Regions from separate parts of the Homo sapiens genome. Here all the other regions are linked to region 2. A link is a loop called in an ENCODE intact Hi-C map of the cell type or tissue named here. Cell type or tissue: GM12878. All regions are shown on one strand. Region 1 has its middle 110 kb from the start of ZNF462. Region 2 overlaps ZNF462 (zinc finger protein 462). Region 3 overlaps LOC107987108 (a long non-coding RNA gene). Region 4 overlaps LOC340512 (a long non-coding RNA gene).

Evidence for each region. Peaks named below come from ENCODE experiments on the same cell type or tissue, not always from the same donor. Only the 100,000 strongest peaks of a DNase experiment are listed, where the experiment ranks them.
Region 1: it touches region 2 in a loop (4-fold over the local background); 1 of 110 quality-filtered maps calls a loop at or near these places.
Region 3: it touches region 2 in a loop (3-fold over the local background); 1 of 110 quality-filtered maps calls a loop at or near these places.
Region 4: a loop joins it to region 2, with 3 times the contacts of the local background. A loop is called at or near these places in 1 of 110 quality-filtered maps.

Annotation. Positions count from the first base shown.
Region 1 is chr9:106,749,964-106,757,963 of GRCh38, forward strand. No RefSeq gene overlaps it. Among named protein-coding and RNA genes, the nearest start is that of ZNF462, 110 kb to the right of the region's middle. RefSeq lists an enhancer at 3,193-3,402. In GM12878, no CTCF peak of the experiment used is centred here; a DNase peak (open chromatin) is centred at 3,498; H3K4me3 peaks cover 257 bases; H3K27ac peaks cover 896 bases.
Region 2 is chr9:106,977,009-106,985,008 of GRCh38, forward strand. ZNF462 (zinc finger protein 462) reads left to right here. Exons shown (of 13, transcript NM_021224.6): 10 at 7,178-7,401. All of the region lies in intron 4 of LOC340512 (a long non-coding RNA gene), which reads right to left. It also overlaps the pseudogene RPL7AP44. Among named protein-coding and RNA genes, the nearest start is that of ZNF462, 120 kb to the left of the region's middle. In GM12878, no CTCF peak of the experiment used is centred here; DNase peaks (open chromatin) are centred at 3,803, 4,673 and 6,524; H3K27ac peaks cover 455 bases.
Region 3 is chr9:106,417,762-106,425,761 of GRCh38, forward strand. All of the region lies in intron 3 of LOC107987108 (a long non-coding RNA gene), which reads left to right. Among named protein-coding and RNA genes, the nearest start is that of MIR8081, 180 kb to the right of the region's middle. RefSeq lists an enhancer at 3,009-3,088. In GM12878, no CTCF peak of the experiment used is centred here; DNase peaks (open chromatin) are centred at 3,070 and 4,210; H3K27ac peaks cover 387 bases.
Region 4 is chr9:107,030,352-107,038,351 of GRCh38, forward strand. The region is part of intron 4 of LOC340512 (a long non-coding RNA gene); the gene reads right to left. Among named protein-coding and RNA genes, the nearest start is that of ZNF462, 170 kb to the left of the region's middle. In GM12878, no CTCF peak of the experiment used is centred here; DNase peaks (open chromatin) are centred at 3,790 and 4,650.

The DNA.
Region 1 (8,000 bases), 230 kb before region 2:
GTTGGTGAAGGTTTGTAAGCTGGAGATGGAGATGATGGGATGTGTTGCAGAAGTATCACCGTGATAATCTTGCAGAGGCTGGACTGCAGAAGGAGAGAATGTAGGATTGGGGACCAATTAGGACACTCTTACAAGAGCTCATGCCAGATAGACTCTGCTAGAAAATGCAAACCTTCCCATTTTCTTAAATGATCACCTTACAACTTTCAATGATCTCCACTGCCCTTGGGATAAAATGCAAATCCTGTGATCTTGAATGACTGGACAAATATATTAAAGTCATTAAGTCTCACCATTCCCACTTCCTACCCTGCATTTCAACCACACAGAGGGACGCAATTGCAATTTGTTGGATTTGCCAATCTTATTTCCTTCCCTACTTTGTGTGTTTCCTCAACTGATTTCAGGGCATCCTGAGAGAGGGAGACCTTTATGCCCATTGTACAGATGAGGAAAATGTAGTGCAGAGAGTACAGTAACTTAGCCCAAGTCATATCACTTAGTAGAGGTGGTGGAGATAAGATGGGAATTCAGGAGCTCTGAACCATTCAAGAGTATTGCAATGGAAGTCACAAAAATCTGTTTAAGTCCCATTGGCACCACTTCACTTCTTTTAGAAAATGACTTCACTTCCCTGCACCTCAGACTCCTCATCTGTATAATAGGTCTGTTAAGTCCTACATCCCAGGTTGTTAGAAAGATACCATGGGATGTCAAATATAAAAGCATCCTGTACTCTTTACTGTAAAGAAATATTGCTCAACTCACTCTGCCTTCAACCTATTCATCTAAATAAAAAATAAGTGTAGATGGATAGTTAAAAATAACTAATCCTAATCTTTTTAGCTAAAAATGTCAACCTTCCACAACACAGCAATGTAATTTTTAAAAATTCAATGGAACCATTTCTCATCTGTCTTCTAAACCCATTTCCACCCCTCTTCTGGGCAAATATAAAATATTAGCAAATGACAAGACATGGACTTAAAAGACTTCATTGTCAATTAAGTCACCTGAGAGTTACAATTAAGCTCTATTAAAATGCTGGTGAAAACTTCCTAGCTTTCATTTCTCCTCTGAACATAGACTGACTGAAGAACATCAAGTCCCCCTAAGAATTACTATCTTAAACACAAAAGTTCAAAACACAGGAGGTCAGATCTAACACATATATAAGTCAGAAGATTATGTCTAAAGCCATGAGGGATTAAATATGGGGATTAAATACGTGGGTCCATGTTTGGTGGTAATGGTGGAGGGGAGTTGATTTCAGGACTTAACTTTGGCAAGGAGTTGTCCTTGATAAAGAACCAGCTCTCTTATGCTGACTGCCTAGAAAACATTACGCCATACCCAACACTTTAGCGTTCATCAGGTTCACTTAAAAAAATTATTGCATTCTAGCTGGGCTCCCTGGTTCTGCATTTGGAAATTATCACATCTTCATTATCCAAATAAACACCTGCCACTACTCACCCTAGAGTATGAGATGTAAAGTTGCCCACATGAGAAGCAGCTCCCACTTCTATTCCACGCCTGCAATTCAACATGTCTTCTCTTAGGATTTTTATTTGGGGCTATATTTAAATCACTCATGTTTTCTCTATCCATGCACATTTCTCTGTCCTACATAAGCTGTAATTTAATTCAGACCATGCCAAATATACCCTCCAGGTTTGGTAAACATCTATCTAGCTATTTGCTTGATGGGGCAACTTACAAGCAATAAATAATTTTATGTGTGTTAATTCAATAATTTATGCATTCATTAACTCATAAAACATTATTGAACACCTATTCTGTGTCAGGCCCTATGCTAGGACTTGCGAGTGAATGTGATAGACATAGTCGCTGCTGTGAAAACGCTCACTCGCAGCCTCCTTGGTGATGCAGGCAGGCAAATAAATAACTCATCTCAATCCAATAGGAGAGCTGTAATGCAAGCGTGTGCAGAACACTGGAGAAACAGAGCAGAGAGGGTGATGGGTTTTGCCTGGAGAGGCATGATGAAGGGCTTCATAAAGAAGGTGATGGTTGAGCTGTGCTTAAGGGATGAGCAAAAGTTCCAGGGCTGTAGTATGGGAGACAGGCCTTTTAGGAAGAGGGAACACTGTGAAAAAGAGCACAGAGTCCTGAAGTGGCTTCTGTAGGTATGCGTGTCATGCATGGGTAGGCAAAAGCATTAGATTACCAGGCAAAAGCCTGGTAAGGGAGGATGGGCTCAGATCATAAAAGGCCTTGAATGTCTTCCTAAGAAGTTTATTTTTGTCCAGTAAGCAATGGAACCATGGAAATATTTCCTTAAAAAATGATTCTGTCTGCAGGGTTGAAAAATGTCTCAGAAGAGAAGCAGTTACTGAAGATAAGACAATCAGCTAGACATTTACAAGGATCCAGAAGCAAGGTGATAAGTCTGAACCAGAGAGATGGAAATGGATTCAAGAGACATTATTGGATAAGAGTTGACAACATTTGTTGACAGAATGGATATATACTTCTGTGCTTTCACCATACATGCTTTGGGTGTACAAAATGTGCATAAGCTCTCTAAATGCATGAGCAAGGACACATAATTCAATGAATAGATCACCAACGATTACAAATAAACAGCATTAAGGTGCTAGGGGAAGAAAAATCTCTTCTGGATTCTGAGTCAGCAGTGCATGGGCTGGGGTTCTAGCACCGCTGCTTAGTAACTCTGTGGACATCAGACAAGTCCCTTCTCCTCTCTGAGTCTCTCTTGTCTCTCAAATGGAGGGGCTGGCTGAGATGATTTAACTCCAAGGCCCCCTCCAGCTGTCACACTCTGTGAGTCAAACACTTGTGATAAGGGGCCATCAACGCTGGCCTTTCCCAAGCTGAGTCACCTCTGAAGCAGGGATTATTCTGGGGGCTGACCAAGAAATGTGCATCCAGTCACTGCAGTGACATCCCCAGTTTTATTCTCCAGAGTTAGGGTCCAGTAGGTCTGATCTGAGGCTGGGGCAGCTCCTTGATTACTCGTTCTTCTCCAAGCTTCTGCACCTCAAGTGCTCACCCAGATGGGGGGCCATAAGACCCTGCCTGGGCTTCTACAGAAGAAAGAGCCCTCTCCCATAGGCATTCAGGTCTCTGGATTTCTCAGAGTCTGTTTTTCCTGTTTGTGTTAATTTTCACAGCCAGTTATCCTATTTACATTTTTCTAAAGCTGTTCACAGGACTTGTTGTCAGTTATCCTATTTACATTGTTTTAAAGCTGTTCACAGGACTTGTCAGTTATCCTATTTACATTGTTCTAAAGCTGTTTACAGGACTTGTCCACAAGAATTCAACGTTCTTAAGTGGCTTTCGCTGACTTCCTCTTCCCCAAGCACAGCTGGGAATCCCCTTCCCTCAGACAGCAGCAAGCCTTCCTTCTCAGGTCACCAATGCAGGGCTCCATCTCTGCCTATTTCTAGTCACCTAACTCATAGTGAGCACCCACTGTGCGTCATTGAGCACTTCTGCAAGTCAAGGGTTTCATGCAGCCACTCCACCAGGTGGATGTGACTTCCCCATTTTAATGATGTGGAAAGTGAGGTTTGGTGAAGAAAATGTGCCTTATCAAAGGCTGAGCTTCTAGGATGTGGCCAAGCCAGGATTCAAACTGAGGTCTGTCTGAGTTCCGGTCTGCTGCATTCTCCTTCCTGTGACCAGAGTTAAGCTCTATTAAATGACAGACTGCACAAATATGAACTATCTGCAAAGCCTCCAAGCAGATCTGCCATCCTTTTCTACCCAAGGAAGACATAGTCCAGGTTTACTTTAGGCCAAGATACCAAAAGAGGAAACAGGCCATAACTCCCCTAACCAAGTGCACTCATGTTAGACATCAGATTCTTTCCAATGTTTCCTGATAAATGTGTAATTTACTGCTATCAGTTGGTATTGTATAGCAATTAAAATGAAGAAACCCTGTGAATCAGTTTGCCTGGCCTTGAATTCCCTTTATAATATAGTAGCCAAGTAACCTTGGCCAAATTACTGAGACTCTCTAAGCCTCAGCTTCCCATGTATAAATGGGGATGAGAATAATACTTACCTCATAGTGTTATGAGGAGCAAATAAGATGATGCATGGAAAGCACTTAAAACAGACTCTGGCATATGGTGTGAGCTCGATAAATCCCAGCTATTATTATTATCATAATATCTGTGCATAAATCTATCTGCAACTCTAATTGTTTTCTTAGGACAGATTCCAACAAGTAAAATCACTGTATCAAAGGGTGGCTCCTCATACATAGTGCTTAATTATCCTCCAGAAATTTTAGAGCGATTTATATACCCAATAGCAGAGCCTGCAGGAGTAAATGCAACATCCTTCATAGCAATAGACTCAAAAGATATATCAAATGCAGATGACTGTGATACTACAAAAGATGTTTGAATATCCTGCGGTTTTCATGTATATGGGTATAAACTTTCTCTTTTTAATGCCCTTTCAGTCATGGAAAGAACCAAGGCCCTGCTGGTCATCCCAAAGGCCTTTGATTTAAGAGAAAAGAGTTCAATTCCAGGTTCTTATGAGCTGTGAGATTTTAAGCTGGTTCATTCCTCTCTTGTTGCTCAAAAAAAAAAAGTTTTTTTTAAACAGGAATTATATATGGGCAGTATCTTCCTGTCATACTTGTTGTACCTACATATGCAGAGTAAATGTGACTATCCCTGGTGATAATAACTGTCAATATTTTTCTTTTTACATTTTTCTATTAATGCATTGCAATTGTGATTGTTCATATTATTATAGATATTTATTAATATAGCTATTCATATGCTCATGTCCAGTGTAGTTCAACTCCAACTCTACCAAAATCTTGCCATGTGACCAAGGGTTAGTGACTTCACCATTTTGGGTCTCTTTTTTTAATAACATTGAGGGGCTTGATCCAGATGATCTCCAGTGTCCATGTTTCTCTCATCTTGCCTTTCCATTTTTCAGGGTTTCTCAACTTCAACACTACTGACATGATCTGATTCAGATAATTCTGTTTTGTGCTGAAGGGAATGGGGTGGGGTGTGGCTGTCCTGAGCACTGCAGGAGTTTTAGCTGCATCCCTGGTCTCTACTACCCACAGGCGTCCGGCCCAAGTTGTGACAACTGAAAATACCTTCAGACATCACCAAATGTTCCCAGAGGGTCAAAATCATCCCCGGTTAATAATCTGCCATATGCTTAAGGGTGTCAGGCTTTGAGCGTTAAAGATTTGATTTAGAAGGGCTTTAATATATCTTCCAATCACAGAATTCCAAATGACCATGATGCCGTGACTGATTTGAACTTACACTCATGCACATGATACGTATTTGGGAGAAGCCCTTGTCATCTCCAGTGTCTCTTCCACCTCTTGATTTCCACAGGGATAGTCATCTACATCTTTGCTAGAGGTGACAGCTGAAATATCCAAACCATGGGCTTGGGGTCCATCTGACCTAGTCACCAGTCAGGTGCCTCTGGGGAAATTCTTTAGTTTTTCTAATCTTTTTTTCACTTGTGAAATCTGGATGACACCTCAGAGCCACTCGAGGATGACAAAATGTGACAAGCACAAGTGTACCTAGTACCAAGGATGAGGACGAATCCATTTGAGGGAAGCTGTTGCTTTCATTGTTTCCTATTGAATATGATTACCACTCCATTATTTCCCAGCCATAGCCTCGGGGTTTGGACCAAGTTTTCTTTTGACTTAGGTGTTTCCAGTCAGAGTCAAAGAGAAACTCCTAAGGAATGGAGAGGACAAATGGTCCCGTTAGCAGTCAGAGGAATGCTGTGGACTAAGAGAGTGACTTTGGTTCCAGCTGAAATGTCAGCAGAGCGCTGGGAGAAAAGAATCTGTTTAGCAGGTGTGTTTGGAATCTGGCAGAGAGAGCTGGGTCAGGTCCAGGACCACTGAGCTGTTCTGAATGCCTTCTATGTTGACTCTCTGGGACTGAGACTCAGGAGTTAAAGGAGAGAACGTCTAAGGTAAACACACAACAGCCAGACAGTGGCTAGAATTTTTCCTCAGGCTTTCTGTGTCTCTTGCAGAACACCAAGAGGCCGGCAACATGAGTGTGGCCTGAGTCTGACGCCTTCGCCCACCCTCTTCCAGATCACCTGATCCGAAAGAAGTTACGAAAATAGCTCAGAATCTGGGCCTGCCTGGAAGAGACATAAAGATTCATTTACATGGGAAGGTGACTGCTCTGAATATCCACAGACGACGAATCTATGCTAATGGTTCAGTCTCCCACAAATCTGGGATTTATATAACTGGTTCCTACCCTTGTTCCTTGCCAGCAGAAATGCTTGAATTATCTTAATTCCAGAATGTAAATTATTCCAATTCTGAGGCCATCATTTTAAAGCTGTCAAAGTCAATATTTTTAACAGCCTAGAAAAAAATTACAACTGGAAAATGTCTAAACAAGTTGTGCTTGAGGTCTTGAGACAACTTCTGGCAAATATCTGTGCTGAGGTGGATAAATACCCTCCACTAATTTCACAATGAAGGAAGAACATAAATTTCTCTCAACACCAATTCGTGTGCCAGAGTAAATATGTTCGTCCACGGGCATTGACCACTTTTAATCTGTTACCTTCCATTTATGGACTAACCATTTGTCTTTATTTATTAATTTTCTTTTTTTTGAGACAAAGTCTTGCTCTATCACCCAGGCTGAAGTGTAGTGGCGAGATCTCGGCTCACTACAACCTCCACCTCCCAAGTTCAAGCAATTCTCCTGCCTTACCCTCCCAAGTAGCTGAGATTACAGGCACCTGCCACGATGCCCAGCTACTTTTTGTATTTTTAGTAGAGATGGGGTTTCACGATGTTGGACAGGCTGGTCTCGAACTCCTAGCCTCAAGTGATCTGCCCTCCTCGGCCTCCCAAGGTCCTGGGATTACAGGCATGAGCCACCATGCCCAGCCCCATTTATCTTTTAATGTGAAGATTTTTAAAATATATTAATTCTTAAAATAATAATATTCAATACTTGGTCATGAAAAAATAGGAAAAAATCCTTCCCTCGCCTCCATTCTTTCTAAATTTTCATTTCATTTCTATTTTAATCCACTTCATCCATTATTCTCTGAGTGTTACTGTGTGCTGGACACAGATCTATGGATGCTGAGATCTGTAAGAACTTCCTCAAGGTGAGAGAGGAGGCTTTCAAAGGAACTACATCACACTTGATCAGGAAGGAAATGGCAGCTCCTTTTTTAATGTACATATCAGTTTCCATGCAGGTGAATCATCCTCTACCTTATTAACTCTTTCATACAGAAACCTGGGATTGAAGGAAATGAGAATGGAAGGAAAAGACTATACAAAGAAGAATCACATTTATGGTTTGCCTTTGGGGTAGAAGCCATTCTTTTGCACCTGGGGAACTGGCCAGGCTGTAAGAATATGGTGCCAACCAAGTGGCACCTCTGCCCACCATTGCTCTAGATGCCAGGCTAAATGGTCCTTGTGAAATACGGCTGGAAAAATCTCTGTTATGGGCCCATCTCCTATTCAGAGGCTGGAAAACACCCCATTCCTGTAGCTCTGAAGCAGGATTAATTGATTGGTCTCATATGAACCTAAAAGCTGTTAAGAGCAAGGAGGATGAAAAGCAATTCAAATTGCTTTATTACCATTTTCTAGTAAAGTACCAGTTTAGTTCTCAGCCCTACTGTGAAGCAGCGGGTTTCCAGATATTGACTGTGCTGGCATGTGCTCCTAGAAGAGAGGAAACGCCTGGGTCTGAAAAGCAGAAACATCTGCTCAGATCTCTGGCAGGCCTGTTGCTGGAGCTGCTGGGGGTGGTGGTGGTGGGGGGGTGGTGGGTTCCCTCCAGGTGGTGTCACTGCAAGCAGGAGACAGAGGAAGCACTCCCAATGGGGGAGTTCTTGTCTGTGGGTAGAGACTCCTCCTTTTCCTTTTTTTTAAAGACATCATTCACTTAATGTGGGGGAAAAAGATTATAAATAGTTTTATAAGGCAATCTATATAC
Region 2 (8,000 bases):
GTAGCTGTGGCGGCTGAGTTCAAAGACAGAATTATCAGAGGAGGTCAGAGGGGAAGTCCACGGATCCACAGGCAGCAGAGTGCCTCAGGACAGCCATGTATACCATCTGTGTCCCGGCCTGGCTTTGGTGTCCATCTCTACTCAAAATGGCAGCTCAGTAGGAAGCTGACCTTGACAAGTCGAGAGACAGAGCTGCATGTCTGCCTTGCAATTTTGAGTTGGGGCTGATCTCAAAGTAACAAGACATGGCTCCTTCTGCACCTGTCCTCTTCCTGCTCTATCCATGACATCCTTGGTCTCTCAGGTCCACAGTACAAGATCTTTCTGAGGTCTTAGTTAATTAAAGTATGTGGGATGAAAAGCAAGAAAACCAACTTCTGAACTGGCCCAGAGACAGAACTACTGCTGGCAGAAATAGAGTTTCCATTGCTTTTTGTCTGTATAAATTGATATATTTAAGTAGAGAGAGAATCTACTTCGCTCATGGGAAATCTGAATATGAACTAATCAGGGATTTATGTTGGCCACAGCAAAAGAGAGTATGATGTTTACTCATGTGTTCAGCAAACATTCATTATTTGCTTGTTACGTGCCACGCTATGCTTGGTTCTTTGGGCAAAATGGGGAACATAAGACCCAGCACCCACTCTCCTCAGAGATGAGCATGTGCGTAGTATAGACAAGACAGTGAGTGATGGGTATCTAGGTATATTTCTGTTTGTAGTAGAGAGGGGTGGCTTTCAAACTGAGCCATGATAACATTTCAACAGGCAGAGAAGACTTAAGGCAGGGCATATTAGTTTGCAAGGACTATTGTAACAAGTGACCACCAAATGTGTAGATTAAAACAATAGAAATGTATTCTCTCACAGTTCTGGAAGCTAGAACTCTGAAATCAAGGTGTTGACAGAGCTGTGTTTCCTCTGAAGGCACAAGAGAAGGATCCTTATTTGCCTCTTCCTAGCTTCTGACAGCTCCCAGCGTTCCTTGACGCTACTTGGCTTATAGCTGCATCACTCTCATGTTTGTCTCCATCTTCATATGGGCTTTTTCTCTATGTGTATCTCTTTGTGCCCTCTTTTCTTCTTATAAGAACACTAGTCATTGGGTTTAGGGCACACCCTAATCTAGTCTGGCCTTAACTGATTGCCATCTGCAAAGAACCTATGTCCCAATAAAGTCTGGGGTTCCAGGTAGACTTAAGTTTATGGGGGACACTCTTCAACCCACTACACGAGGGAAGAGACAATTTAATAAACCACTGAGGTCGGTGGAAGCAAGACATGTTTGCAGAATGTTATTAGACATTTCCGGGGTCCTGAAGAGAATAGGAAGCATACCAGAGAAGTATGTTCTGGCCAAAGTATGAAGCGCCTGGATACTAATATAGAAGTTGGAACTTTAGTCAGTAGACAGATGGGAAGCCAGGACAAATTCTGATCAGGTTACTGATGAGACACTTATTGAATACTAATTTAGCAAAGGTTGAAGCAAAGGATTGGTAGACCCATCTCATTCAGGAACTGTGAACTTAGGTCAGATCAACGTTTGGTGAGATTGACCATGATTTGATGAGTTTAACTAGGGAAAAATTAAGCCCTGAACTTCTCTTTCAAGGATGAAGTCAGTGGTAGGACTTTTGGTAGGTTTTCATTCATGCAACAAATATTTATTGAACACCCACTATATGCCAGCCTTATTTTGTTTTTGGCTTTTTGAAGGAGACTTTTTATTATTTTTATATACAGAAAACTGAACAGTGTACATTTAACCCAGTTTAGTGGCAAGTCTTTTAGCTTCTGCCTCTTACAGCTTGGCAACACAAGCCACAGATTTTGGACCAAGGACCTTGCCTCCTCAGTGATGTGGGATCTCATCATATCTGTCATTATAATTGGTCCTGATGGCTTCTACCAGCTTAGCCAAAGCGCCTTTGTCTTCCAAGTTAATGTGTGTGAAGGCAACAGTAGTGCAGATCTCCCTGTGGACTAGACACCCCAATTTGGCCATCTCCTTGATAATACAATAGGGGACTCCCTTCTTAGGACTCAGGGCAAGCGGGAAGACAGCCAGCTCCATGGGATCCACATCATGTGCAGTCACCATCGGCTGAGCTTTCTTGTTCTCTACTGAGGTGGTAAGAGTATTAACTCCTGCTGGAAGGACAGGTGGCCTCTTCGTGGGGACATTCCCTTTGCTGGCAGCTTTCTTCTCAATGCAGGCCAACAATCTTCTTCTCTTGCTTTGTCTCTAGCCAGTTTAAGCAGTTGAGTAGCTGTTAGGGGTCCAAGTCATGGGTGAATTGGTTAATCACAGGAGTCATTCTGAGCTGCTTATAGGGTAGCCCTTTACTACTATAGCCAGAAGTAGTGGGAATATTTGACAAAAGGACTAAGGTCCCTTTGGGGCTGGAGGTCCTGTCTTATGCCAACATTCTTAAGCCTTTTCTCGAACAGGGGATTCACCACCCTCTTGGCCTCCTACTTTTTAATGACAGCAGGAGCCAAGGCCGTCTTCTTCCCCTTGGCCTTTTTTTCTTTTGACATCTTGGGCAGCTGGAGGAGAAAGCTCTAGCATTGTTTTAAGCTGTAGGGATACAGCCATGAAGAGTCAGGCAAGGTTTCTGCACTGAAGGAATTTGAACTTGAACGAGAAGAGAGACTAAAAAACAGGTGAATAATAGTTTTATGAGGGTATTCCTATTGAGTTGATCACCATTGGAAGCACAATGTTTCATGCTTAGCTTTGCCCATGTATATGTATCTTGCACATCCATAGTGAGCCTTAAAAACTGGCCACAGATTTTAGGGATGAAACACAGTTTTGCCACATATTTACATTGTAATTTTGGAACCATGTAATCACTGCTATGGGTCTTTAATTGGCATATTAACTTAAAGTTTCTGTTTCCCAATACATAGACAAATGCCGCATTTAACTGAACCTTGCAAGTGGGAGCCTTGGGAACGGAAATAATCTCCCCTAATTTATCTGATCAGTGTCATTTTTCTTGAGAATAAAGTCTACAGTGAGATTGCCAATCTTTAATTTTATTCAGTGAAATTACATGTTTCCTTTCAACTTCTCCAAATACCTTTGCCTGATAGAATTAGAGGTGCCATTTCCAGTTCCTTCTAGCTTGAGGATGGCAGCCTGGCTAACATCAAAACCTCATACTTCCTACCAGGAACTGTTTTGCTTGTGTTTATGTTTGTCTATTTATGGCTATGTTTTGGGATGATTTATATAAAAATAATGTTATTTTCTTCATAGCTTTCTCTAATACTCAGACTTTGTCACTTCTTTGCTTTGGTGCAAAGAGGGACTCAGTCCTCTAGAGTGGCAATTTGCACGCAAAGTTTTGGTGGAGTGAAGAACTTCCAATCTCATTGCTTCATGTAGACTTGGCATGTTCTGGGAAGGAAACCCACCTATGTTGTGGTGTGCCTTTCAGGAAGGATTTTTGCTAGTTGAATCTGGGCTCTGCAGTGGTGTGGTTTCTCGCCAATTTGAGCAGAAGTGAACCCTCTGTATTGCAGCTGTGCAGAATTTTCCACTGACCTCCATGGAGGCTTGAAAGCATGCTATTCTCAGCTCTTGTTGCACCTTAGTACACATGTGCTTCAATGTGACATTACTCTCGGGCCCAACCTCTTCGGTTTTATGTCCTGCTGCAGCACCAAGCATCTTTTGAGTAGGAGGAGATGAGAGACACAATCCATCTTGTAGTTGAACTGGTGAAGTCATAATATTTTTGCAGCCAGTGCTAGAAGCTGAGTCACAATGAGTGTGATTCAGGCCTTGAGTTTTCACCCAAGGTAATTTTGAGAGGTGTGAAGTCAAAAAGACCCACAGTTGTCACTGCCCCCATAGAAAAAGCCCTGAGCACTGAGCTTCTGTAACCAAGGCAGAGCCCAGTCTATACCTGGAACCATTCCAGTTTTTAACTTTTATGTCTTTCATTTGCCTCAAGAATGAATGACCTCATTCAGAAAACACTGTCAGTCATTTGCCCACCTTTTAAAGTCTGTCTTTTTTTATTTTTATCTTGGTCATGTTAACCATGTTTTTAGAAAGGGGAAAAAGCTAACTTTTTTTCTAAAATTAATATCTCAGTAAAAACTCACATAATTAAGAGATTTGGTAGACTGGCATTGTCTTAGTTTGGAAATGGGAAGTTCTAGATTTCAGATTTAAGTTCAGCAGGGATTTGACCCTTTCCTCAAATGTAGAAGGTGCTTGAAAGACATTCAGATATAAAGGGTTACCTTAGAAATCTGTAGCTTTTGCATTTTTTAAATATTATGAATGAAAGGCTTATAAGCACACACATACAGACTGGAGAGTTCTTATCAGGGGTCCAAGAGGAGGGCCCTGGCAGAGATCAGAAGACCTGTGTTCCCAGGTCACAGCTTTGTGCTGAACCAGAGGTGTGACTTTGAGGAAGTAGCTTAATTGATCAGTTCTCGGTTTCCACATCAACAAACTGAAGAAAATAGAACTGACTTTGCAGGGTGTTATGAGAACAAAAAGTTATGTCAAGGGTAGAACACCTAACGGTGCTTGAACCGTAGCGAGCACTTAATAGTCTGCAGTGGTGTTCACATGAATAATTACTTGAACTTCAGGGTGTTATTCTGACTATTCATGACTTTGTGTAAAATTCACTTAGACACACATAGTGAAATTGGAAACTGCAAAGAAAACCAACCTAAGTGGTAGAGGAATTGAAAAGGAGGCTCATAAAAAAGTTTGAAAGAACTGATTATTAATTGTGGAGAAGTGAAGACTGGAGAGTCACTGAATGACTATCTTTGAGGCGTGTGGGACATCATTATATGAAAAATGATACCGGGCTGTTCTTCTTCACCGTAGAGGTCAACGGAACCAAGGCAGGCAGGACAGGGCAAAGCCAAAGAATGAAAGTAGAAACAGTAGAGATGATAACATATAAATGAGGAACTAAAATGTAGAGAGAGCAAGGGGGATGCAGTCCCAAGGAAGATGCCAGTAAAGTTCATGTCAACACTTCCCATGAACTCCTAAGGTCTAAAGGCATATCCCCAGCATGGGGGCAGTTCCCCGTGGTTCAGCCTGCATGCCCCATCTCTTGCTGTTGACACTAGCTTGTTCATGGGTTCTGTCCATGAGTGCCTTACCCAGCGTAGTTGCAGTTAATGCCTGGCACTTTGCTTAGAGCAGTGATTCTCAGCTGAGGTCAATTTGCCTCCCCAGAGTGTGTTAGTCTGCAGGCATTTTTGGTTGTCACAGCTGGAGAGAAGGGGGTGCTTTTGACACCTAGTGGGTAGAGGCCACAGTTATTGCTAAACATCCTGCAATGCACAGGCTGGCCCCCCACAACAAGGAATTATCCTGTCCCAAAATTTCAATAATGCTACTTTTTAGAAACCTTGAGTTACAAGAATAGAATATCCTAGCATGAGCTCCTTAAGATTTACTAGTTTATGCCAAAGCATTTTTTTTTCTCCGTTTACACCAAACCATACAACTGAATGGTTAGAGGACTTAAACAGTTGCTATTCTAAAAAAATGTGTGGATTACATTATAATCATGTGTTTCTTAGCTGTCTGCTATACTTGGGTTTAAAAATATTTATATTTCTAAATAAGCAACTGATTCTTTGTATAGGGAAAATAACATGCATTAGAGCTCCAGGGGGTATGTTGCAGATACCACCTTCCACGCTTCCTCTGCCCAGCATTTTGCGGGCCGATTAATCGCTGCCTTCAAGGACTCCCAAGGCAGTGACTGCCCTACAATCAGAGTGTTGTGGTTGAGACTAAGGCATGACATTGGGTGGGGAAAATTCCCTAGAGCCTGCACACTGGCCAGCAACAAAGGGAGGACTCTAAAGAGTGAGTCGCATCGGTGTACAACGTACCGATGCCCTGGAAACATTGCTATTCAGTGACTCTGGGAATAAATCATGCTTTCTTGACTTAATAATACATTGCTGTTTCTAAATAATATAAGTATATGTTGTGTGCGTCCATTTGTAAACTTTCTGAGTCTTCTGAAATCCAGACACAGCATGAAAACACATGCTATATTTGATTCTTGCATAAATAGCACAGATTTTAATTTTATCCCAGTTATGGATATCTGGCGTGTGCGCTGATACTCTGGGCAGACTGGTGTGAAATTTAATTTGAGCAGTTAAACACAAGGGTGAGAGAGTGCAAAATAAACAAGCACACGCATTTCCAGCCCTACAGCATTTGGTATGTTAACGGGAAAAGCACCCAAATCCTCTCTCTCTTTTATTTTTTCCCTCTGACAATCAGATTACAGACTGTCTAAAAAGACACAAATCCTCCCTGTCTCCTGCGCAACCCCACCTCCCCCGATTGTTGCCTGCAGTCATTTCATTTGTGAGCTCTTCATAGTTGGAGTTTTAGTGAATGAAAGTGTACAGGTTTGCTTTCAGACTTGATATTAGATGAGAAATCCCCTTAGTTTCAAAAGGAGGGAAGAGTCTCTTTGAGAATACCTTAGAAGGGGAAATGAGAATGGAATTGGAAATAGTGAGAAATAATAGATTTACAGTTAAGCAGACCTGGTTTCACATCTCTGCTTTGCCAACTGCAATGTCTATGACCTTTGGAGAGTTACTTAAAGACTCTGTTGCCCATTTGTACTTATTTGTAAAAATGAGAGTAACTCCAGCCTCATAAAGTTGCTGATAGAAAGGTACCAGAACATAGGTGCCTGGTGAATGTCAGTTTCTTTCCCCATTAAAGACATCTGTAAGTCCAGCCTCAGTTGCACTTGCTGAGGAAGGAAGGCATGCTAATGGTTGTTGTCAGTAATCATTAATGTTGGTAAAAATTGCAGCTACTTCTATTCCTCCCCCTTGCCTTAATCACCTCCATTCAGGAATTAGCAAGCACCTACTAGCCCACCCCACCTCTATTTATAGGTCATTCTGGGTATTAAGTACACAAAGAGCTTTTGGTCTTAAAAACACCCACTCATTCCTGAGGAATATGTTGTTTGGGGGTTAGGGGAGGGGCAGGGTGCATGTGTGTCAGTTCAAGGAACCAGATCCACGAGGAGCAGCAAGATTGGGTGAGTTTCTTCTTGTATTCCAAAGAAAGAACTTCTGTTTTGCCATCAGTAAAAATTCCCATCTTTCCATTCAATTTGTTTCCACAGAAGAGCGTGTTGTCCCCATTGAAGTTTGCCGGTCCAAACTGTCCAAATACTTGCAGGGAGTAGTTTTCCGCTGTGATAAGTGTACCTTCACCTGCTCCAGTGATGAGAGCCTCCAGCAACATATAGAAAAGCACAATGAACTGAAACCTTACAAATGCCAGCTCTGCTACTATGAGACCAAGCACACGGAGGAACTGGACAGCCACCTTCGGGATGAGCATAAGGTACTTACCAGGACTTCCTGCTCCCGCCTCAGCACACTTGTGGGGAGGGGCCAAGGGGGAGACACCACTGCATTTAGTCACGACCACTGTGTACCAGATGGAGATGTGGACTCAAAGAGCTTTTAAAGTGAGGTCTAGTTTCTTCTATTAGAAACGTAAGGTCATTTTTAAAAATTGCGAAACACAGGTTGGGTGGAAGGGAAATCACCCATAATTCTACCACACTAGTCCAAATGCTGAACATTTCTGGTCTGTTCTCTAGACCCACTTTCATTTGTTTTACGTAATTGTGATTATACTATACATAAAACATGATACCTTACATTTTTTAAAGCTTATTCTAAAAGAAGTATTTTGCTATGTTATTTGAAATGTTAATACATTTTAAATGACAGGGTTTGGCAGTTTCTATAAAGGACCGGAGAGCAAATATTTTAGCCTTTGCAGGCCTAAAATGTAGTCTTTGTGGCAATTAAGAAAGCAGCCATGCTGGAGTTCAAGACCAGCCTGGGCAACATGGCGAAACCCCATCTCTACAAAAAATACAAAAGATTAGCCAGGCATGGTGGTGTGCACCTGTGGTCCCAACTACTTGGGAG
Region 3 (8,000 bases), 560 kb before region 2:
CACATAAAAATGATTAAGAGAAATGTAACACATTCTATCTTCCTTTCCATTTCAATAAGTTGAAAGTAGCACAGTTCTTGAAACCAGGGGCGTAGGGTTGCAGTTCAGACCACAGAATTAGTACATGGGTGAGCCCTTTCTCTGTGTGATCTTGGCTAAGTCACTGGCCTTTCATCTGTCTAATGGTGTTGGAGTGATAGCAGCATTCTATCTTCAGTGCCTCTCTTACAGGGTTAGTACCTGAAACAAGTAATATGAGGGTGAAGGATTTCCATAAATTTGAAATAAAGTAATAGTTTTGGTTTCAAAAGAGGTAAAGCTCACATCTGATTGGGGAGATAACGGGTGAATTTTTGAAGAAGCCATTTAAGGGTAACACCTAAATAAATTTTCTTTTTTACGTTATTCAGGATTCAGAGTCTCCTGTTTTCCAAATGCAACTGGTAGAAACATGTTAATAGTGAAAACGGATTGGATAGGCCATGGGCTATAAACCACTCAGACCTAGGCTCAAATCCCAACATATGCACTTAACGTATGTGGAATCTCAGTCAAGATAAAACTTCTCTGACCCTTAGCATCGTTTTCTTCAAATGGAAGTGATGCTTTTGAAATGGTAGGGCTGGCCATTATGAACGTTCACTGCATGCCTCCGATTGTGCCTGTATCATGTTATGTGAAAAACTTCAGTTTCCCTTCATGGGGGTTTCTCAAGAAGCCCAGTTGTTTACAGGATAGATTATAGTTGTGTGGATAGATTATAGTTGGAGGTCTTCCCCTGCTAAAAGATAATAATCATTTATTTAGGTTATAATTTTTAAAGACATTTATTATTATTTGTATGTTTATATATTAAATACATAATTATGTTTATTTTAAAGTATATGTTAAATGTATCATATATACATAGATATACTATATATGTACATATATTACACACACACACACACACACATATATATATATACACATTCCTGTAGTAAAAAATTAATACTAATGAAACAAAAGTTATCTCAGTCCCCTTTTTAGAGGTAGATTTTCTTTCTTAAACATCAGTTTTTATCAGAAAAATATAAGGCGAAATTATTGTTTTATCTGATTTCAAGGATCAGACAGCTGGAATCTGTTCCCTTGAGAGTGTCAAATCTAACACTATCCTCAGGAGGCTCTAGAGAACAGTACTTAGCAAACCTAGTGATTTGTGGGTTGGTGATCTCTTCCAGGATGCTAATTGGGGCCAGATCAGCTGTTTCCAGGCACTCCTAAAATGCCCTCTCTATTTACTCTGCCCTTTACCCCTGCCAAGAACACACCACTGTGGCACAGTGTAGAGGAAAGAACATGGGAATCGGGAGACAGCAGTGCTGAAAGCCTGGTGGGGAACACAGGCAGGTTATGGAAACTCTGCTTCTCAGTGTCCTCATCTGTGAAATGGGAATTGTTTGTTACAACTGTGTCCCAGGATTGCTATGAACATTAAATAGCATCATGCTTTCAAATCTCGAAATATTTATAAAATATGAAACATTCTGGTGACACACACGATAAAGAATGGAAGAAAATTTGGAAGAGAAAAGAACAGAAAGCCATAATAAATTTGATTGCATATTACTCCTAATAGTACTCTTAATGTCATAAAACCCCATTGGTTTCATCTTCAGTATTGTACTGTATCTACTCACACTACAGTTTATAGCTCTGGAATGGTTTGTAACAAAGACCTTCATTCAACAAAATTTATCAAGCACCTACTAAGTGCCAGCCTTGACCATGCAAGTGAACAAAATGACTTGCCCTCGTGGTGCTTTTATGGCTTTAGGAAATCCCAGGATGTCAGCCCAAGAGAGTTCTCTGACATGCACCTACTACAGTGAGGTCCCGGGTCTTGCATTCTTCATCTTCCACCTAATATAATTCTGGGTCCCAGATCCCTCAAAAACCCACCACTTGGCTTTAGTCCAGGACAGGAATTTGGAGTTTTGAGCTAGGCTAATGTTTGATGCTCAGAAGTTGGACAGGAACATGTGCTCTGTGCCAGCCATGCTTTTTGAGAACTGGTGTCTGGGTTTAATTTCTACTGTCTGTCAGAGAGAAGCTTTGATCAGACTCTGCATTTTTTCACTTCAACTAAGTGACTAGAGGCTACTACTTGCCCATTTCTACCGCCTCTGTGTGAGCTCTGGTTTGGCAGGAATCTCAGAGATTTATTTCCATGAATTCCCTGGAATTGCCCTGCCCATCATTTCTCTCTCCTTTCCAGTCTCAGCACAGTTAGTGCTGGAGGTTGAGTGAGGGAGCCAGTGTGTGTCCAGGAAGGTATGGGATGAGAAATGGGGAGGGAGACCCACACATATTGCAGAAGGAAGTGCAGCAGGAATAAGTGACTGCAGCTGGGTCTTAATGGCTTTTCTTCTCTGCCGTCATTTTCCTTTAAGCCCAAAAGAAACTCTTTGTAATACGTGTTAAAATTATGGTTCAGATTTCTGATGATCAAGTTACATAGATTAAAGTAATGGATACCAGACTCTGCATCAATTCAGGTATAAATATGGATGAAATGAATGTACATTATCCACTGTTATAAATCTACATGTTCAAGGAAAGACATAAATCTCCTGAACCTTTCCTACCTCAGGCTATGAAGGTGTTGTTGTTTTTTTTCCCAGTGTTTTCGATGAAATTATAATTTGGAGTAATTTGCTGGTTTTGCAGAAACTTCCAGCTTTTTTTTTTTTTTACAAGAAAGGGTAGAGTATATTATTTACAATGGTGAGTCATTAAAATGCTCCAGGAAGTCATTGTTGCAGAGGGGGTTGGAGAGGGAAGGGGTTATGCGGCATTCCAGATGTGCATGTGTGGAGAGCGGTGGTGCATTTGGAGAAATTTATAGCACCTGGTTCCATTGTAAAGGGTCTTGGCCTGGGGGCATTTCTCTTCTCTTCCCCTCCCTTCAGCCCTATCACCACTGTACACACAGGGGCTCAAAGGTGGCAGTGCCTGATGGGCACAGGGCCACAGGACGTTGTGGTCTGGCAGGAAAGAGGGACTTTTCATTCCGTCTAAGCCACAAAGCTGATGAAAGTGTCTGCTCTCCTTGCAGCCTGGGGCCCCCTCACATGAGCAAGAGCAAGTCTCATAGTGAAAGAGAAAAAACAGAGCCAAGCACTCTGCAGAAAGAAGTGCATACTCCAGCTCTGCTGTGCAATAACTGCATGTTTGGGTACCTCTTATCTCTTTGGTTTTCAAAATCTGTAGAATGGAGATAATAGTATGCATTCCATAAGGTTGGTGTGAGGAATAAAGGAAATTATAGGTGTGAAGACACCTAGCACAACTCCTTTACCTTCCTGCTGAAACTCCCCACTTGTAGGGATGAAAGACTCTTGGCCGCCATTGTTCCAAATTGCATCATAAATTCTCAACCATTTTCTCATCTTTTATGGCTCTTAAATCCCCTTAGCTAAGTCTACTGCTCCATCTACATGGAGGTTCAGCTATTTCTAAAGTCCTGAGTTATAAATGAAGAACTCACCAAGGAGACCCAGGCTCTTTCCATAAGATTGCTCCACTCTCCCTCCTCTGTGGCATCCACATCATAAGCTCGCAGCCACCTTGCCCTCATTCCAGCCAGCAGAAGGGAAAAGGTGAAAAGCAGGGCATGCCCTTGCCCTTTAAGGACTAACCTGGAAATGACCTGCTTCACTTTCTGTTACTTTCCACTGGCCTGAATTTAGTCACAGGGCTATACCTAATCATGAAGGGGGTTAGGGAAAGTATTCTTTACTTGAGTTAGCTATGGACCTAGCTACATTCACTTACCATGGAAGAAAGGGAGATGGATACTGGGGGACAATTAGCGTTCTCTTCCAGAGGAGGTCACAGGATTTGTGCCAGAAACTCAAGTAGAGCCATATGCTGGAAGAGAGAGATTTTAGGCTCTGTAGGGGTTGAGAATGGATGACTGTAATCCCATGAATCATGAAATGTATCTGTTTAATAATCAGATTAATCAGGATGTAGCCGTGTGGCTTGCTTTGTTAATGTGCTAATTCCAGGGACTACAGTAACTGGGCCCGTCCTATTATGGGTCAAATAAAATTTACCTTCCTGTGTAGCCACAGACAGTCATCTCATGCCTACCCGATGTGCTTTTTACCTCTGTACCCCCAGTGCATTTCCCACAGCCTGCCACACAGATTTTCATTCAACAGTTGTTGAATGAATGGATGAGTTAATGTGAGAGTAAATAAAAGGACAAGCAATGACTGGGCAACAGGATGTGGGTATGTGGGGATGTCAGTGGGTACTTTCATAAATAGAACCAAACCATCTCTACTCTCCTGAGCCCATCACCTCCCTTACTCTTAAGAAATGTCCTTGCTTTGAATTTAGACAGAGAAAATAAAAAAACATTTTCAGTACCTACACTGGCCCAAACAAACTTATTGGCATCTACATTCATCCTTTCTCCCTTCCCTTCTGCTAAATCGGGTAAAGTATTTCCCTGGGAAATACTTCCCTCGGGCTCCTTCAGGCTTTAAATACCTTCAAATTTCTCCCACGTTAAAAAAAAACTAAATATTCACTGAATCCTTACCTGCGGTTGTATCTTATCCTCCACCTTCACAGCCAAACTTCTTAAAAGAATTGGCTGAACTCACTGTTTCCTCTTTTTACCTCCCATTCCCTCTCTATCTTATTGATGTTTGGTTTACATCCCTGCCTCTAATCTGACACTCCCCTGATAAAAGTTACTGATGATCTCCCTGTTGCAAATGCCAAGGGCATTTTCTTTCTTTCTTTCTATTATTATTATTATTTTTATGAGACAGTCTCCGTCTGTCGCCCAGGCTGGAGTGCAGTGGCACAATCTCGGCTCACTGATACCTCCACCTCCTGGGTTCAAGCGATTCTTGTGCCTCAGCCTCCCAAGTAGCTGAGATTACAGGTATGTGCCATCACGTCCAGCTAATTTTTTTGAATTTTTACTAGAGATGGGGTTTCTCCATGTTGCCTAGACTGGTCTCGAACTCCTGGCCTCAAGTGATCCACCAGCCTTGGCCTCCCAAAATGCTGGGATTACCTGTGTGAGCCACCCGCAGCTGGTCAGCCAAGAGAATTTTCTAGTTCTTATCTCATTTGGCCTCTTGAAAGCATTTGATTCTGTTGATTACTCTTTTTGAGAAGTTCTCTTCCCCCGGGTCATGCAAAACACCACCCATCCTGGTTTTCTTCTGCTGCTTCTTGGGATGCTTTCTCTATGTCTCCTTATGGGCTCCCTTCTTCTGCTAATCAGTAAATGTTAGTGTTTCTCAGGCATCTGTTCTGGGCTAGCTTTTATTCTACTTTACACACAGATCCCTGGATATATCATTCACTGCCATTGTATTTATGCAGATGTAATGCATACTCACATGATACCCAAATATATATTTCTAGGCTACTCTTCTCTCTAGAGTACAGATTTAACTAGCTCCTCGACATCTTCTCTTAGATATTCTAGAGGCACCTAGAACACTGTGTAAAATTAGATGCGAGTCCTGTCACTTATTATCCTTGTGCCTTGCTTTTGCTTCACTGGTAAAGTGAAGGTCATAATGATTCAGGATTTTAATGAGGTCAAATGGGTCAATATATGGGAATGTGCCGTGTGTACTGTAAAGTGCTATATGCATGTGAAGGATGACAATTACCTTATAACAACCAACAAGGCTTCACTGAATACTTACAGTGTGTCCATCGTGGTTCTGAATGTCGGACTCATTCAGAATAGACTAGAACGAGCCATGCCTCCTGTCCTGAGGACCTTACAGATTAATTGGGAAGGGGCAAATGAAATAATGAAGCACTAAACTGTGATGTAAGCAACACAGCTTGCAAGAATAGAAAGGCCAATGGTGTTTCCAGTGGAAATCAAGGGCAGTTTCCTATTTTCTTCCAGCCCCTCTCACCCTCTTTTGAAAGTCATTACCCGGCCCATAGCCTGGAAGATGCAGCTCAAGTTACACATGACACCTGCAGCTACAGCCATTTGGACTGGTATCTGTGTGACCTACACTAAGCCAACTAGGATGTCTCTCACAGGGATATGTTATTCAGGCAGTGTTGAAAAATGGTAATGTAGAGATGACACCAGATTTAATGCCATGGGGACAAATAAGTAAAGATTCTGAGAACCAGAATCGAAAATCTGGCAGTGCAAGCCTATCCATTGAATTGAGAATGGAGCAGATAAGTGGGGAAAAGTGGAGCTAAGAGACCCTGTGGTCCCAGGAAGAGCAATGCAGAATAGAAGCTGTAAGGTAGTTGCCCAGTTCACTTGAAACCTGTCTGGGTTTCTCACAATCATGTTAACTTTACCTCAAAGTCCTACGTTAATTCTAGTGTCACATGGCACCATAGCACATTTATGCTTAGTTTTCAAATAATAGATATTTTAAAGTAATAAAGATATTTAATAATAATATTATACTCTTTAGTCATGTACCTGTATAGATTTAAATTGCAATTTGATTCAAGCTTACAAGATTATATGGGGATTTGATTTTTTTAACCTCTGGTTTGTAATAGAAATTACTTTCCTTCATGCATCCGTTGCAAATTAATTGCGTTAATAATAATAACCACACTATTGTCTTATTGTATAGTGATTTACAATTAATAAAGGGATTTAACATACATTATCTCATTTGAGCCTCACAGTGACTCTGTGTGACTCAGAGAGGGTAAGTAAATTATTTAGTTACACAGCAGGATTGGGACATAAATTGAGTCCTCCTCACTCTTAATCCAGTCCCAAGGCAGATTAAAACTACAAAAGTTCAATCAGTGCATTCTCCAACCCACGCCTGAGTTAGGTATGTGTGAAGCTATCTTTTGGAATATGACAAAGATGCTGAAGTCATTGCTGATCTTTTGAATTCACATCCCCAAAGTCCCAACAGAGGAGAAAGCTCAAATTCAGCTAAGTTCACCAACATTCTCTGATTTCTTATTATATTCTAGCTCTGAGCTAGACTCAGGGTTTTTGTGAATGAACTTGCTGAGTCTGAAACATCTGTATTAGAACAGGTAGACACTCAAGTCTGACCTTTTAAAACATCAAGTTTAACCTTCAAGAGGTCTTCTTTACAGCAATAGAGACTGTGTTACCCAGGAACAGTGGTTGGCTGTTTTGTGGGAAACTTCCCCATCTGTTCAGCTCTGACATCTGGCTCCCAGGACACCTGATAGAGAGGATGTCAAAAGCAAAGAGCATGGTAGCTCAAGGCTTCTGATACTGAGATTAGAAACTTTCACATAATCTCATAAAACTTGAAAAATCTGCTAGATCATTCCCGGGACAATCATGCTCTCTCCCATATATTTTGAGAGGAGGGAAAAGTCCAGTTTGGTCACCATTTCCAAAGAGTGGGTGGAGAGAATGCTTCCAAATATTCCCACTCTCAAGAGAGCAGAACATTTCCTGGGAAGAAATAATAGGTGATCTGATCTCTTTGCAGTATACTCTGAGAATGGGCTGGGGCTAATGGAATGCCTGCCAGTCTGTCCCCACCCTCCAATTGCTCTGCCTCTCACGGCAGGTCCCTCTGGTCCTCCTCCCTCACAAATGCAGAGAATGATGGCAGGTTCCACAAACACAAAAGGATGCAGTGTGGTGGTTAAAATGGACAAGAAGACGCTAAACCACTAATCATACTCCACTAGCATTCCCACCCCTCCCCAAGTGCCCCAAGATACAAAGGGAAACATTTAGACATTAAGTACAGATTAAAGAAACCCAAAAAAGGCCACCAATGCTTAGACCCAAAGACATGACAGATCATTTGCTTCCCGTTTAAGTTGGTCTTAGGTACAATAGCTGAGATTCCTTGATTTCTGTGAAATGGAAAGAGGAACTGTCAGGTTTGGGAATTGCCCTTCAAGGCTTCTTTGTGTGTGAAAATCACAGAGCCGACCCCTAGAATGTAGAGAGGCCCACCATGTGGGACTGTTTCCTC
Region 4 (8,000 bases), 53 kb after region 2:
ATGCAAAGTCACCTGAGCAAGACAGTGGTACCCAAAAAAACTGGGCCCTATTATATCTTAGCAGATATATTATTCAGAAGATGGAGTTAGAAATACTGGGCAACATCAAGAGTTTCAGAAACAGATGTGGGCAGTCCTATTGGAAAGTTCTTTCCTATGGTTATAAATCAATATATGCAAGATATTGATAAGATTTTGTTACAGTGATGGCCCTCAATGAACCACACTTTGTTTAGTCCCTTCCCTTGAATGTGGACTTGTCCTGTGACATGCTTTAACTAGTAGACTGCAGAGGAAGTGATGCTGTGCCAGTCATAGGCGTAAACCTCAGGACCTAGCAGCTTCTTCTTTCCTGCTGTTAGGAACCCCGAGCCTCCATATTAGAAACAGGGTAGGTCTGTTGAAGAGACCTTATAGAAATCCATGTGGGGAAAGCAGTCCTGAGACTATACGGAAAGAGAGGTGACCCAGGCAACCCAGGATTCTGACTGAGCGCAGAACCACTGACCAGCCAACTAAAAACAGCCAGTAAACTTCAGTAAGACCAGTAAATTACTGCCCAGCTAAACCAGGCTCATTTTACAGAATTGCGAGCAACAATACAATATTTTTCTATTTAAACCACTGAATTTTGTGATGTTTTTTTTTTTTCCAGCTTTAGATGACCCAAAGGAGATTGTAGCTTATAGACTTCAAGTCTTCAGGGCAGGCCCTCTCATTATGAGATAAATTCATCAGGCATCTTAGTGTAATGCTATTAAACATTCAATTCACCTTACTTCCTCTGTGCTAATTCCAGGCTCACACAACAATCTTTTAACCCTTCCCCAGTCCTGCACCTCCTGCTCTGCCAAGCAGTTCTGACTTAAGAGGGAGAAGGCACTAGTAAAAGACTTCAATAAATTTTTCTTTTAGGAATTTAGAAATTGAGATATCACTTACATACAGCAAAATACGCAGATCTTACAGTTCTATGAATTTTGACAAAATACATACAGCCTTGTAACCCACACTCCTGATAAAAATATAAACTACTTTTGTAACCCCAGAAAGTTCTCTTGTGTTCCTTTCCTACCAATCTTACCACCTCCCAAGCAACCACTGCTAGGGTTACATTTTGCATGGATTAGTTTTGACCATTCTTAAACATCATATAAATGGAATTATACAGTGGATGCTCTTTTGTGTCTGGCTTCTTTTACTTATATGTCTGTGAATTTTATTTCCATTGCTGTGTGAATTTGTAGGCATTCCTCTTAATTGCTGATATGGTTTGGCTGTGTCCCCACCTGAATCTCATCTTGAATTGTAGTTCCTATAATGCCCCCATGTTGTGGGAGGAACCAGGTGGAGACAATTAAATCATGGGGGAGGTTTCCCCCATCCTGTTCTCATGATAGTGAGTCAGTTCTCATGAGATCTGATGGTTTTATAAGGAACTTCCCACTTCACTGGGCACTCGTTCTTCTCCTTCCTGCTGCCATGTGAAAAGGGATGTGTTTGCTTCACCTTCCACCATGATTGTAAGTTTCCTGAGGCCTCCCCAGTCATGCTGAACTGTGAGCCCATTAAACCTCTTTCCTTTATAAATTACCCAGTCTTGGGTATGTCCTTATAGCAGCATAAGAACAGACTAATACAGTAAATTGGTACCAGGTAGCGGGGCACTGCTGTAAAGATGCCCAAAAATGTGGAAGTGATTTTGGAACTGGGTAACAGGCAGAGGTCAGAACAGTTTGGAGGACTCAGAAGACAGGAAAATGTGGGGAAGTTTGGAACTTCCTAGAGACTTGGAGGGCTCAGAAGACAGGAAGATGTGGGAAAGTTTGGAACTTCCTAGAGGCTCGTTGAATGGCTTTGACCAAAATCCTGAGAGTGACACGGACAATAAAGTACAGGCTGAGGTGGTCTCAGATGGAGATGAGGAATTTGTTGGGAACAAGAGTAAAGGTCACTCTTGCTATGCAAAGAGACTTGCTGAGTCTTCCGGCCTTCATCTTTCTCCCGTGCTAGATGCTTACTGCCATCAAACATCGGACTCCAAGTTCTTTAGGTTTTGGACTTTTGGATCGACACCAGTGGCTTGCCAGGGGCTCTTGGGCCTTTGGCCACAGACTGAAGGCTGCACTGTCGGCTTCTGTACTTTTGAGGTTATGGGATTCAGACTGGCTTCCTTGCTCCTCAGCTTGCAGACAGCCTATTGTGAGACTTCACGTCGTGATTACGTGAGTCAATACTCCTTAATACTTCTTGCAAAACTTTTCTCCCATTCTGTTGGTTACCTGTTCACTCTGATGATAGTTTCTTTTGCTGAGCAGGAGCTCTTTAGTTTGACTGGATCCCTTTTGTCAATTTTGGCTTTTGTTGCAATTGCATTTGGTGTTTTAGTCATGAAGTCCTTGCCCAGGAAGGTATAGATTTTAAGGAAACCTGATCCAAAACATGACTGTGCACTTTAATTTGGGAGTGGACGATAGTTTAGGAACTGGAGCAAAGAGAACAGTGAATTTATTCAGGGCAGGAGGGGAGTGTGTGTTTGCGGGGACGAGGTGGGGAATTGAGAAAGTTGAATGTAGTTGAAATAACTGTCCATGGAATTCAGGGTAGGTTAGGAAGGAAGCAAAATGGGATGGCGATATGATTGGCTGTGTCCCCACCCAAATCTCATCTTGAATGTTGGTTCCCACAATCCCCACGAGTCATAGGAGAGACACTAGGATGTAATTGAATCATTGGGCTTTGACCGCCATGATGTTCTTGTGATAGTGAGTTCTCATGAGATCTGATGGTCTTATAAGGGGCTATCCCCACTTTAGCTCTGCAATTCTCCTTGCTGATGCCATGTGAAGAAGGATGTGTTTGTTTCTCCTTCCGCCATGATTGTGAGTTTCCTGAGGCCTCCCCAGGTGTGCTGAATTGTGAGTCAATTAAATCTCTTTCCTTTATAAATTACCCAGTCTCGGGTATGTCCTTATTAGCAACATGAGAACAGACGAATACAGATAGGATTTAATGCAGGCAGATATTTATGTGATTAGAAATATTGCAATAAAAGTAAAGAGAGGGCTTAGGAGCATCTTTAAAAATATATCTCATTTCACAAGCACTCAGGAAGAGACCATTTGTGTCTAAACCTGACAAGTTGGGTTTGGTGGCTACTTGATCCCCATTTCAAACCCTCCGCTTTTTTCTCCTAGGATGGACTGCCTGGTTTACACTCATCTGTTGAATCATTTTTGTTACAAAGCCATAGAGTTAATGGGAGATTTGAATAAAATTGCTTTTATAAAAAGGGGCTCCTCAAGAAAGAAAAAATATTGAGAATTTCACCAGATCAAAGAGACACACTTCTTTAGCAGAAATAGATGATTAGTTGAGGTGTTTGTGATATAATTACAGATGGGTGGTGAGAGAACTCCCCCCCATGGTCCCCCATCATGCCCATAGACCTAGCACAGTATAGACTCCATGAGCTCCACCACTCCTTGATATGTAACCTTGGGCAAGTAAATGAACCTTCCTTAGTCTGTTTCTTCATCTTGAAAATGACTTCTCTTCTGGGGCGGTAATGTGGGCAGAATGAGAAAATGGATATAAAATAATGCAAGGGTTAGTCCTTATTTTGTTGGAGTGCCCACTGTAGTAGGTTTCTTTGAGGCTGACTTACCTAAAAGGATGATCTGGGATACATTTACTGCATTAAAGTTTCTTCAGTTCCCATCCAGATTCACTAAGGGAAACTGAAAGATACTTGAGTACATGAAAGATCTTAAGCTTGGTGCCCACATCAGAAGAAGTTTCTTGGTCTAAAGTAGTGATTCTCAAGTTTCAGCATGCCCCAGAATCACACAGAAGGTTTTGTTAACACACAGGTGGTGGCGTTCCACCACCAGAATTTTTGATTCAGTAGGTCCGGGATGGGGCCCAAGAATTTTCACTTCTAAAATGTTCCTAGTTGCTGCTGCTGCCATCCAGGAGACCACACTTGAAGAATCACAGGTCTTTGCTATCGTGAATAGTGCTGCAACAAACATATGCAGGCATGTGTCTTTATTTATAATAGGATGATTTATATTCCTTTGGGTATATACCCAGCAATGGGATTGCTGGGTCAAATGGTATTTCTGTCTTTAGGTCTTTGAGGAATCGCCACATTGTCTTCCACAGTGTTTGAACTAATCTACACTCCCACGAACAGTGTATAAGTGTTCTTTTTGCTCCACAACCTAGCCACCGTCTGTTATTTTTTGACTTTTTAATAGCCACTCTGACTGGTGTAAGATGGTATCTCATTGTGGTTTTGATTTGTATTTCTGTAATGGTTAGTGACGATGAGCTTTTTTTCATATGCTTTTTGGCCACATGTATGCCTCCTTTTGAGAAGTATCTGTTCATATCTTTTGCCTACTTTTGTATGGGGTTGTTTGGTTTGGTTTGTAAATTTAAGTTCACTTGCACCCCTTTAAAAAAAAGGAATCAATGAGTCTAAAAGACTTACAGATCTGAGACAGCGAGTCATTCCCCATGTGACCCCTTTTCAAAGCAGAGCCACCAGCACTATTCCCTGTCAATAGAGGAAGACATTTTTCGTTTCACAGATGAGTGGGGACTCTTGTTCCTTCTCTCCCAATCAGTGCTCTGAAGTGAAAGTCACTGACTTTTCATGATTAAACTCTGAAGCTTGGTTGGCCAGTCATTGAGGGAAGAGGCTGTAACCACACACCTAAATGAATGGGTTTGATTGATAATGAAGTGAGCTGTTTCTGGCATGATTGTGATGATGAAGGCATGGTCATGCTGCACGATGCAGGAGGCGATTAGGAGCAGTCTTCCTCGTTCATACTGGGTTAAAAAGGACTTCAGGGAGTGAGAAACAGCCAAATAGAGTAAATATAATTTTTAAGCAGGGAAATAAGCGCTACTGAGAGGTAATGCTGAAGGGAATATAAAATGTTGCCACCTGCCTTCTAAGCCTCCTTCTTATGCCTGGGAATTACCAAATGTGTGAAGTTGAGTCCAGTGCCCATAAAAGAAACTGCAAATACCAGGCACTTATCTTCCCTGCATTTAGGGGACCTGATGGAGACTCTGCCCCTCAGTGCAGTAACTCCAGATTCTACCTGAAGTTAACAAACCCAAGAAGCAGGGATTACTGAGAATCCACCTCTCAAGGAGTGGGGCAACTCTACTGAGTTTTTAGAAGCACCTGAAGCAGAAGTTCAAGGGGCAGCACAAGGCATGTTGGTGGTTTCAGGTATGCATGCTATGGTATCTAATGCTCAGGGGAGGTTACACTGGTGACTTCACCAGCTCAGTTGTCAGTTCTCGATCCTGGTTGGGTTTTGGCTACAGAGACTCCAAGCTTAGTGCCAGAGAGGTTTTTAGTTTGTTTGTGTGTTTTAATTTTGTTGTTAACTGTTGCTTGCAGCTGAGAACCCTGATCAATTCAAAATAAGTTTAAAACAAACTCCAAAATCAGAAAACCTAGTTATGAGTCCTGCTTTTCCATTTTTGTTTGTAATTTTGTGCAAATCTCTTAGCCTATCTCAGCCCTAACTCCTTAAATTGTAAATAGAGAAGAAGAGTAATTTCTACACAAAGGTTGTTGGAAATAATGAGACAAATATGTGGAAATGATTTTAAAACCATATTGCACTATAAAAACATGGGTTACTATTTTAATACAAATATAGACTTACATGGCCTCTCTATAACTGAGGCTTGATTTGGGCCCTTCCCCCAAATTAGTAAGCCTTCCCTTTTCTGTGCTCATCAGTACCTGAAATTGTCTCTACTTAGAGTATTTTCACAATGAATTTTAGTTACTTAATAATCTGTCTCTTCTACAAGACTGAGTTCAAGGGCAGTCTTGTTTACCTTTTCCTTTCCCTCTAGTATCAATTGGCACATAGCAGGTTCACGGTAATTGTCAATTGGATGAGAACATAAAAGAATTTGCCGAACACTCTAGGAGCATACTAGAAAGTTTCCAGTACAGATGCAACTCTCACTTTCTTCCTTGGCAACACTTTTTGGATTTGTAGCAACATGCCCCAATGGACAAGGGAGCGATCAGATGGAATAGGCTCATGGTGAGGCTACTGGTTGTCCTGCAGGTGCAAGTGATGGACGCAGTGGAGGAAATGCATTTTAATTGGTGGCATAAAAAACACTTCCCCAGTGCTGGGTTGGGTTGTAAGTGCCATCTGTCCTGCCACAGAGGATTAAAGGGAAGAACACCTTTCCCTGGATTCTGGAGACAGCGTAGGCATTAAGATGAGCTGTTGATATTAACTTGTCTGTGCTCCACCTGGCTAATTGCAGGCAAGGGAATCTGTCTAGGGTTTCCAGTTTGAAATCAAATGGATAATACAGTGGCAGGTCTCTCATTCCCAGGTGTTTGGTTGCGTTTGTTAAAGGGAATTCTAGAGAGAGTGAGAATTAAACATTTTTTGGCCTATCCTGGAAGGTTTTCTGTCAACATAATCCATTGTTTGATGTTTGATCTCCCAGTCACAGAAAAAAACAAAATGTGCTTCTTCATTCTGGCTCTGTCTTATCTTACACAACCTCTTTCATTTGCTTATTCCCTCCACAATTACTGAGTCCCTATGTTGAGTACTGGGGACACCAAGGAAGCTATAACATTGTTTCTGAAATATGAAAAAGTACTGTCATGGATAAGAAGTAGGGGAGGAAGTAAGACCTATAGAGGGAAGGAAGAAACAAAGCTAAGAAAGAAAAAGGGAAAGAAAAGACGCTTAGCTATGCCCATGGGTCACAGTCCCTGTTGTATTTTCTGTGCTGTCTCCCTCATTCTGTTTGAGAAATGCTTCCAGGAGGACCACCTATCGTAGTGCTTCTCCATTGTCTAGATGAAAGCCACATGGTCCAGACCTGGCCAACTCTGTTACAACATCTTCCTGTCCTCGGTGATGCATACAAAGATAGGACACAACAAAAGAAAAGCAAAGAGGGTCTCTCCATGAAACAGCCCATTAAGGTGCTGAAAAGGGAGAGATTTTTCCTCTGCTGAAGCCATGAGCTACACCTGTAAACACTGGGCTGCTGGAGGCCCTCAGTCTTGGGACTGGCTATGCTATGTTGTGGTAACAATCTGTAAGTCTCAGTTGCTGGTGACAAAGGTTTCTGCCTTGTTCACACTATCAGTACACTGAGGGGCAGCTGAGAGCTCTGTTCTAAATTCCCTTACTTGGGACCAAAGCTGATCAAGCAACCACTGATCTAAATGTTGCTAGTCACTATGGCAGAGGTAAAAAAGATTGAAGGGGTGTGTCCTGCCAATTAAATGTTCTAATCCAGAAGTGACACATGTCAGAAGTCACATGTCACTTCTGCTTACAACTCATTGGCCAGAACTAGTCATAGGACCCCAGCCCATCATAAGGGGATTGGGAGACATTAAGTCTCCTATGTTCCCAGAAGGGAGAGTAATCAGATATTTGGAGAACAAAGGAATGCATGTGTGTATGTATAAATGTATATAAGCATATAGATATATATGTATTTTTACATTAATGTGTGTATACATAGTCATGCATCATTTAGCAATGGAAATATGTTCTGAGAAATGTGTCATCAGGTGATTTTTGTCATCATACAAACATCAGAGTGTACTCACACAAACCTAGATGGTATAGCCTACTACACACCTAGCCTGTATGGCATATAGCCTATTTTTAGGCAGCAATTCTGTACAGCCTGTTACTCTACTGAATTCTGTAAGTAATTATAATTTACACCTATATCTTTGGCTTTCAGTGACTGTAAGCTTCTTGAAAGAAAGGCTAAACAATGTATCTATGTTTCCTAAAATATGAGAATTCCTTTCCTGAGACAAATATTGGCACCTGTGGTTGGGATAACATTTTACCCAGCAAGACCAAGAATCAATAAATAATGAATCCACATGCACAAATATTACTGCTTGTTATATTTTGCAGGGAGGGGAAACATTATATACATGAATAAACATTAGG